Regions from separate parts of the Homo sapiens genome. Here region 1 is linked to region 2. A link is an interaction called in ENCODE POLR2A ChIA-PET data of the cell type or tissue named here. Cell type or tissue: GM12878. All regions are shown on one strand. Each heading gives the region's core, and the rest is flanking DNA. Links, peaks and the distances in the headings are about the cores only. Region 1 overlaps CXXC5 (CXXC finger protein 5). Region 2 has its middle 33 kb from the start of UBE2D2.

The links. ChIA-PET counts read pairs that join two places held together with the same protein. Peaks named below come from ENCODE experiments on the same cell type or tissue, not always from the same donor. Only the 100,000 strongest peaks of a DNase experiment are listed, where the experiment ranks them.
Region 1: POLR2A ChIA-PET joins it to region 2 with 6 read pairs; 5 of 35 experiments call an interaction of 5 or more read pairs at or near these places.

What each region holds. Positions count from the first base shown.
Region 1 is chr5:139,653,011-139,657,398 of GRCh38, reverse strand. The region is part of intron 1 of CXXC5 (CXXC finger protein 5); the gene reads right to left. Among named protein-coding and RNA genes, the nearest start is that of CXXC5-AS1, 5.5 kb to the right of the region's middle. RefSeq lists an enhancer at 2,533-2,582. In GM12878, for the core only: a CTCF peak has its summit at 2,264; no DNase peak of the experiment used is centred there; H3K4me3 peaks cover 1,967 bases; H3K27ac peaks cover 2,223 bases.
Region 2 is chr5:139,526,416-139,530,803 of GRCh38, reverse strand. It overlaps a transcript of UBE2D2 not described here. Among named protein-coding and RNA genes, the nearest start is that of UBE2D2, 33 kb to the left of the region's middle. In GM12878, for the core only: no CTCF peak of the experiment used is centred there; no DNase peak of the experiment used is centred there; H3K4me3 peaks cover 3,560 bases; H3K27ac peaks cover 1,438 bases.

The DNA.
Region 1 (4,388 bases), core at 64-4,063, 130 kb before region 2:
GGCCTCAAAGAGGAAAGAGCAAGGCCTGTGCCCAGCAAGCATTTAAGGAGTCCCTTCTGTGTGCCAGATAGTGTGGAAGGTGCAGGAAACAGCACACAGAGGCCAACAGCCTGTCAAGGGCTCTGCCAGGACTCCATCCCACTAGGCAGTGGCAAGCCACAAACTCCCAAGGCCTCAGTTTCCTTATCTGTATATGGGGATGCTAACAACATGCATCTGTCCCAGGTATGGGCCCATGTCACCTGAGGCTACTGTGGGGATGAAAAAAAGTGAAAGTCAGAAAGCTGTTAACATGGTGCCTGCCACAGAGAGGACTTTCGTTGGGCTACCCATTACCACTGGCTTTGTTACAATCTATTACAACAATAGCAGTTGGCCGGGGGTGGTGGCTCACGCCTGTAATCCCAGCACTTCGGGAGGCCGAGGCAGGTGAATCACTTGAGGTCAGGAGTTCGAGACCAGCCTGGCCAACATGGAGAAACCCCATGTCTACTAAAAATACAAAAATTAGCCAGGCATGGTGGCGCACACCTGTAATCCCAGCTACTCGGGAGGCTGAGGCAGGAGAACTGCTTGAACCCAGGAGGTGGGGGTTGCAGTGAGTCAAGATGGCGCCATTGCACTCCAGCCTGGGTGACAGAGTGAGACTCCATCTCAAAAAAACAAAAACAAAAACAAAAACAAAATAGCAGTTAACGGGGGCCGCAACTGATTACAGCAGCAGCTAAAGTTCTTCAAACACTTATTTGGTGCCAGGCACTGGGGGTACAAGAAGTAATCACTGCCATATCCCATTGCAAGGCTGGCAAGGAGCAGGCCCAATAAGCAGCCCCAATAAGCATCTGATGAATGAGGGGATCAATGACAGGAGGCACGGCCCTGCCTGCAAGGAAGGTATAAGCCAGCATGTTTTCATGGGTGAGGGTGTCTTTCTGCACACATGTGTGTGTATGTAAGCACTTAGGTGTGTTACACGTACATATGTGTGCCTGTGTGAGAGACCTGGGGATCCAGTGATGCCAGGAGCACAGCCACTCAAGCCCACTGAGGCCCCCACCTGACACCACCCCTGCCAGTGATCACAGCAGAGCCAAGGGGACTGTGGCAAGAGCAGGGGCCAGGCCCACAGAGAAAGGCCTGGAAAGATGCTTTGCATAGTTCTGGCCATCGGATTACAGGCCCAGCCTAGGCCCCTACTTGGGTGTGTAGGGGCCGCTAGGGGTTGCCCCACAGGAACCCAGGCCCCCAGTGCCCGAACATTACGCCCGTACTGGCATGGCACACAAGTGTTCCTGCTGGCAGGCTGGGCACGTCTGAGGAGGTCAGAAAAGGTCACAGGCAAGGGAGGGAGTGCTGGGCCCAAGGGCGATGTAGGGTCTGCCAGACAGAGGAGGGCGGGTACAGGGCTCCCCGGGGGCCACCAGGCAGGCCTGGCTCTGCCCTGCTGGGGCCGGCAGCTGGAGGGGAGTAAATATAGCTGGGGCGTCCCAGCCACATTCCTGGGAGGCCAGTGAGGCCCGCCTGCCCGCTGCTCTAAGCAGAGCGCAGCAGCCAGGGCCCAGAGCCGCCACTGCCCTCTTCCCAAACAAACAGAAAAATAAATAAAACCAGCTCTCACGGCCGGCCGGCACAGCTGGTGGGGGAGGGGGCAGGAAGGGGTGGACAGTGGTTGGGGGGTGGACAGGCAGGCGGACCAGTTGCCGCGGTTTCTGTTCCACTGGGAAGGAGGAGGCCAACAAAAGAGGGAAATGGAGGAAAAGGGCAGGGAGATGGTCAGAGATGTCAGCGAAGGGGAGAGAATCCCGAAGAGATGAAGGGTGTCACAAGGAGAGGTGTGGGGAGGTAGGTCAGGAGGGATAGGGAAAGTGTCAGGGGCAGGCACAGTGGGGGACAGTTAGGAGAAGGCAGAGGCAGCCTCTGGGTCAGTAATTCAGCGGCAGGGATGCCCAGGGGGGCGGCGGGGGGTGGCAGGCAGAGACAAAGGGGGCTGTGTGGGCTGGGGTAGGGGGCCGGCTTGAAGGGCCATGAAATATTGAAGAGCTAGGCCAGTGAGTGACAAAGGTCATAGGAAGCAGGAGACTAGCCAGGGAGCAATGGGGAACCCTGAGGCGGAGGGCTGCCCCACCTCTGGCCTGTCTCTCCACCACCTCCATCACAGCCAGTCTCCCCAGCTCTCCTCCTGCGATGGAGGGACAGGCTGAGGGTGGGATGGGCCTCGGGGATTAGTGATGGCAGGGAGACCTCTGCAGTTCCCTCTTCCCTAGGGCTGATCTGGGTACAGCCGGCCTTCCAGAGCTGCCAGCCACCCTATCAAGAAAGCCAGGAGGCCTGTCAACACAGCCGCTGCCACGGCACCTCCTGGGGAAGGAGCGGGAGACATCCAGCTTCTCCTTCCCAGGAAAAATCAGCCAAGCCACCACTTTCCACAGAGACCTGTGGGGAGGGACGGCTGGGCCTCACAGCTCAGCTGAGCCAGCAGGTCACCCCCCAGCCCTCCCACGCTACCCCAGCCTGGCCCCATTACTAGCTTCACCACCTGGGTCAGTCCCCTTGTCCCTGAGCCTGTGTCTTCACCAGCTCTACCCCACCCTAGGCTTGGGGTGAGGAAAGAAAGAAGGCAAGTAACACCTTGAAAACATACTGAGGCCAAGCATCTGCACACATCATCTCAGAGAAGGCTACCATGTGCCCCATGGGGTCTGTCCTATTATCAGTCCCATTTTACAGATGAGGAAGAGAAAGTCAGACAAAGTGATGCACCCACGGTCACACACCTGGTAATCAGCTGAATGGAGACAGAAGTGCGAGGTGTGAGCCACATGTTATTTTCTTAGGATTCACGGGGGACATGCATTCCTTGTCTCTATAAAAGCCAGTGTTTACTGAATACAGATTGTAGGTGAGCACCTCTCCCTGCCAGGCACTATGCAACCATCTGTGTCCATCTGAAAATGACCTTGTGAGGCAGGCATTCTCTTACCGTCCAATTTCAGAGATTAGGAAACTGAGGTTTGTAGAGATAACACAACTGGCCCAAATGTCACACATCCAGCTAGGCAGTGACATGTCCAGGATTTGGAGTCAGATCTGATGGACTCTAGAGCCACTGCTCATACACACTTGTCTGGGTGGAGGTTAGGAGGAGCCGGTAGCAGTGGAGCTCAGTGGTTCAATTGGCTCTGACAAGGGACACCCAGAAAAGGTCAAAAACAAGGTCACAACTGCCGTGGGGGGTTGGGGAGATGGCAACTGCTTTGAGGATGGGAGAGGGGCAGAGCCTGTAGGAGCCCCAGGTGAGGGTACAAGCTAGGGTCCTGGCTAGAGTGATCTGCTTGGTCTACCCAGAGCCCCCATACCAGGTAACACCAGCCCTGCCCTAGTGTGAGGATACTGAGGCTGACCCAAAAAGGGCCAGTGGAGCCCTGTCTTGTTGGTCCCCAGGGTTCTAACCTGTGCTCTGGGGCCAGTGTGCCTGGAACTAATCACCTCTCTAGAGCCCCTAGTGCTGTGGAAGGCGGGGCAGGATCCCCTCCCTCCCTCCTAGGCCCTGTGAGCCCAGAGGGAGGCCAGCATCAGAGGCAGGAAATGAAGAAGAATTTGCGATCTAATTGAGCTGGCGGGGGATTAGGCGGCAGAATGCAATTACAGGGGCTGGAGCGGGGCCAGGGCACTGACACCCCAAGATGTGGCCTGGCCCAGGTGACTTGGCCCAGTCAGTCTCTGGCCAGAGACACTAGACTTGGGGTTGGGAGTATGGGTACAGGGAAAGGTTGGGACCAGACTGCTTCTCAACATACAGAGGACTGTGGGGTTCCAGCTCCATGTAATACCCAGAAGCAAGAAGTTTTCCTGGGAATCCTCCCCCAGGGAACAAGCCTATGGACTCTCATCTGGGGATCTGGCAGCCAGACACACATGCTCTCACAGGCTCCGTTCATACATGTGCAAGCATGTGCTCACACTCCCAGGTAAGCCCCACATATCCACATTCACCTGCATAGGGGCAGGCTTCCCAGCATGGAGACACACAGGCTGGCCCTTTGCTGCCACTGGCTCCACCAAATGGTGGGTTGTGGGGGCACAACCCCCTCCCTCCAGAAAACCCACCCATGACCTTAAAATCCTTTTATTCCCGTAATCACATGCTACCATTGCCGTGGATACACGCTGTCACCCCAGCCCCAGCCTGTCTCCCTCTGCGGCTTCCAAAACTCCCAGCAGGCAGGCAGACGGGGAGGCTGCCCAGTTACTGCTGGGGAGGGAAGGGGTGTAGGGGTTGCAGGGGGAAGGACTGGGTGTGAGAGGTTCAGTTCTACACACACACACTCCATGCTACACACACATTCAGGGCCTCAAACAACCAGAGGGGGAGATTCAGTAAGACGGAG
Region 2 (4,388 bases), core at 184-4,183:
CTGAGTCCATGCCACACTTGCACAGGTACATGTGCCAGTTTTGTTATATCTTTAACTATATTCTCAACTACTTGCCCCTGATCATCTATGTGTAGACAATAATTAGTACGGTTAAATTTTCTACAAACTCCTCCTTCAGCTGCTACCAAGTTGTCAAGAACTATTCTATTTTGATAGATAGCATTTCTCATCAGAGTCTCTTGCTGGGCAAGAACGGTCAAGGCTTGACCGGTTTTATTAGTAATAATTTCTAAAACAGCTTGCAACTGTATGATTCAGTTGAGCATGTAGATAGGGGTTCGATATCCTCATGAGCCTTCTTGTGCCTAAGTGGCGGGTCTATAGTATTGTATGATTCTTTCAGAGGGCCATTCATTATTTTTCTAATCACTTATGGCTATGCTTCATTTTTTGCAGGAAGCATAGACTGGGAAGCCTAGAAGTTCACCTGTTTTTATGGGCAGTAAGAAGAAAGATGGCTTAATGGTGCCAATTATACAGCTACCTGTCCTGATCAGGCAGCTTAGCATAAGCTCTGTGTCCACATATCCAGTATAACCTGGTGGGGGCCGTCCAGTCCTGGTGGAATTCTGGGTGGGCCCAAACAGTCTGCAACTTTGGAAATTTGCTGAATGGATTCCTTTCTGTGTGATTGGAACTCTACCATGTAACTGTTTTTGTGGTACCATTATACAGCTTTTGCCTAAGACAACTAAGCCACCTTACAGGATGAGTGAATCCTTTTCCTTCTCTAGCTATGCAATACTGTCCAATAATTGAGACTTTTAGAACCCAAAAATTGTCAGGGTGGTTCTTTTGGGCTGGGAATTCATCAGGAACTGGGTCTGTAGGAACTAATTTTCGGGCTTCCCATGGCCATTGATCTCTTGTTACAGTTCCTCCACAGACATAACATGAGGTGACTTGTAGAGACTGGGCTACATGTTCGGCTAATGGAAAAAACAAATTTTTAGTTTTTCCTGGAATCTCAGGTACTGGCACATTTAGTTCATCATGAAATACTGAAATACTGGTAGAAAATACTGGTAGAAGGTCTGAAATACTGGTTCTGGAGAGCGTTTTTGAACCTCTCCTTTTATTAGGATGCTTACACTAAGATCCAGCCCTTTTCCATCAATGCCTAATGTTACATTTTTTTTTATTTTACTTGGGTCTGAGGGGTTTGTGATTATCAATTTTAAAAGGATGCAGCTCCCACTTGTGCAGGAGGGGCTGACTTTTCATTTTTGGAGCCAAACAGGATCTTTTTTTATTTTCTTTTTAAGTAGCTCAAATGACACAAGACCAGTATTGACACATCTCGCATAAATATGATTTTTGACAGATGTACTTATTTTCTGCTGTGTAACTTTTTTTCCAATCTAGAGAACTGCATCTTATCCCATGCTGTTTACTATTAATAGCAGCACAGGCATCAAATTTTAAGATTACATTTTTGGGGACCCCTTTTTCTTCTGTTCTAGCTATTACTTTACTTGTGTCACCTAGAAAAGGACCAGTCCTTAGTCTTACTTCAAAGACTGTGATCTTGGGAGGTTCAGAGGGGTCATAGCACACATTGGGCTGGTCACTGCCTGGATTACCTACTTTATACTGAGTGTTATTATACAAACAGGTTCCTTTTGGAGTTCTTAGGCATTCATAATAACTATAAAATAATATGACTGTAGCAATCTTTTGTCCTACCTCAGTGACCTGATGTATATACTGGGAACAGTTTTCAGTCTGAGGAAGGTCAGTTGAAGTCCTTATTGTACAAGTCCAAATTTTGAGGAAAATGAGTCCCGCAATGAGTTTCCTCATGCTTCGGCCATGTGTGTACAAGTCAGCTTCCGGGTGTGACTGGAGCAGGGCTTGTCATCTTCTTCAGAGTCACTTTGCAGGGGTTGGCGAAGCTTCTCCTATCCACGTACAGCTCCTAGTCTACTGATGTTTAAGCGTGGTCTCAGTGGTTGGGCCTACTAGAATAAACTGAGTCCAGTACTTCTACACAGTTATGTTTAACTGGGCTCTCTGATACGGGGAGCAAGGTGGCAGGGTTTAGGGTGTTGCAAACTTCAGTGGTTATGCGGGGATTTTCACAGAGCAAGCTTTGGTATCTAGTTAGTCTAGCATTCATTAGCTAATGGTTTCCTTTGTTATTTATTAAAATCACCATAGCATGGGGGGACTTTATGTTTAGGTTTTGTCTAAGAGTTAGCTTATTTGCTTCTTGTGCTAACAGGGCCCTTGCTGCCAGGACCCTTGGACATGGGGGCCAGCCTTTGGAAACCCCGTCTAGTTGTTTTGAGAGATAGGCCACTGGCCTTGGTCAGGGCCCTACATTCTGGGTTAAAACTCCAACTGCCATTTTTTCTCTTTCTGACACAGAGTGTAAAGAGTTTTGTCAGGTCAGGTAGCCTCAGGGCTGGGGCCGACATGAGTTTTTCTTTTTTCTTTTTTTTTTTGGTTGATGAAATGCCAGGGTGAAAGGGATAGCCAAATGGACTAAAGCACAAGTGCCACACTAGTTATTTGGCAGAGTGCCCAGTAAAGGTCCACCACAATACCACCACACATCCACTCGGGGATGAACAAGGGCTGACTGATTGATAAGCTCTTGAAAATTCTTAAGCTCACTGCATCCCTTCAGGTCTCCAAGGAATACTAAGTTTCCTCTCTGCCGTGAGAGACACGAAGTGAACTTAGTGTTGGGAGACAGAAGCTGCATGGCCCTTGGGGGCTGACCCGCAGAGACTTTGGGATATAGCAGAGAGAGCTTGGCATGACTTATTACTCCAGGCTGTAGAATCCTGGAAAAGAGCTACCATGCAGTCCACGCCTGGTCGACTAGAGGACCACCTTAGTGGAAGGGGGACAATCAGGGCCTCTGGCCTGCCATGTGCACAAGCATAACAATTGCTTTTGTTTAATGTGCAGATGGAATATTTGATCCATTTCAACCAGGAATTTGCATCTGTCTTAATAGTACACAGGAGGCCTTATTACTTTTAAATTATACAACATTTTTTGCTTAAAATTTTTTTAATAAAATTTTTTCTTTTATGACTTTTGCAGACAATTTTTTAAACATGTTTTAACTTTTTGACTTATTACAAACATTCTTTTCTTTAAACAACCAGTTAATTTATTTCAGGACAAGAATTTATCATATAACTCTTTTTATATAAATTCTGCCTCTCCCCTTTATTTTTGAAGATAACCATTGTTTTTTTAAAGCAAACTTTCTTTATGTGTTTTGACTAGACTGTCTAAGGCCACAAGATTAGAAGTTACCATAATACATGTTACACTGTTAACTTTTAGCAAACTTCACTTTTGTTGAAAACCTTATAAGTTTGTGATTTCAATTATCCTTTGCTATTAATAAGACCTTGTTCAGTCTAAATTAACTTAAAATTGGTATAGATGGCCTTTTTTTCTCTCTGCTGGTCTTTCCTTGCCTCTGCCAGCTGCTTATGCTGCTGTTCTCTTAACTACTGTGGGGAGAGGGGGAAGGGGGTCTAAAACCAGCTGTAACTGTCTATGTATAGAAACTGGTCCGGGTGCTTTGGCTTACAGGTTACCTTGTGCCATACCTTTGAAACAAGGGACCTCTCCAGGCTTTCTTCTGATAGCCAACCCACCTCTAATGCTAGCCAGTCTATTTCACACAAAGTTCTAAGTTTTTCTGGTGTCATAGTAACACCGTAATCTCCCTTAAATCTTGAAATTTTTTTTTAACATAGTTCCCAGTGGGGTGGGCTTACTTTGCGCCTGACCCATATTTTTTTCTTCCGAGACAAAATACCATGCTCACACCACACATACTCACCACAAGACAAAGAATGGGTAAAGAGGGTACACACACACTTTTACCGTTTATACCAAACCAAAATCATGAAATTCAAAATCTGAATACCAAAAAATTTAAGCCAAGTGAAAACCAAAACTAAAGTATCCAGCAATTCAAGTCAAGTCAAAACCAGAACAAAAGTGCCAATGCAGGCACACCGTGGGTGATCAGGCCACACTTCCACTCAGATGGAGTGGGGCAAGTTCCAAAGACTAGTCTTACCAAGTCAAGCCAAGTCAAAACCAGAACAAAAGTGCCAATGCAGGCACACCGTGGGTGATCAGGCCACGCTTCCACTCAGATGGAGTGGGGCAAGTTCCAAAGACTAGTCTTACCAAGTTTCAGATGTCCGGACTCCCAAGTGCCAGTTCCTTCCCGGTGTTCAGCCACTGTGTTAATCCTCCGCGGGGGCCTGCTACACGCTGCTCTGGCGAGGCATTCCACCAGGGCAATTTCCTACCCGGGAGCGCTCTTTGGATCGCGTCACTCAGGCTGGCCGGAGTCCCCCACAGGGATGCTCCACAGGGCAGGC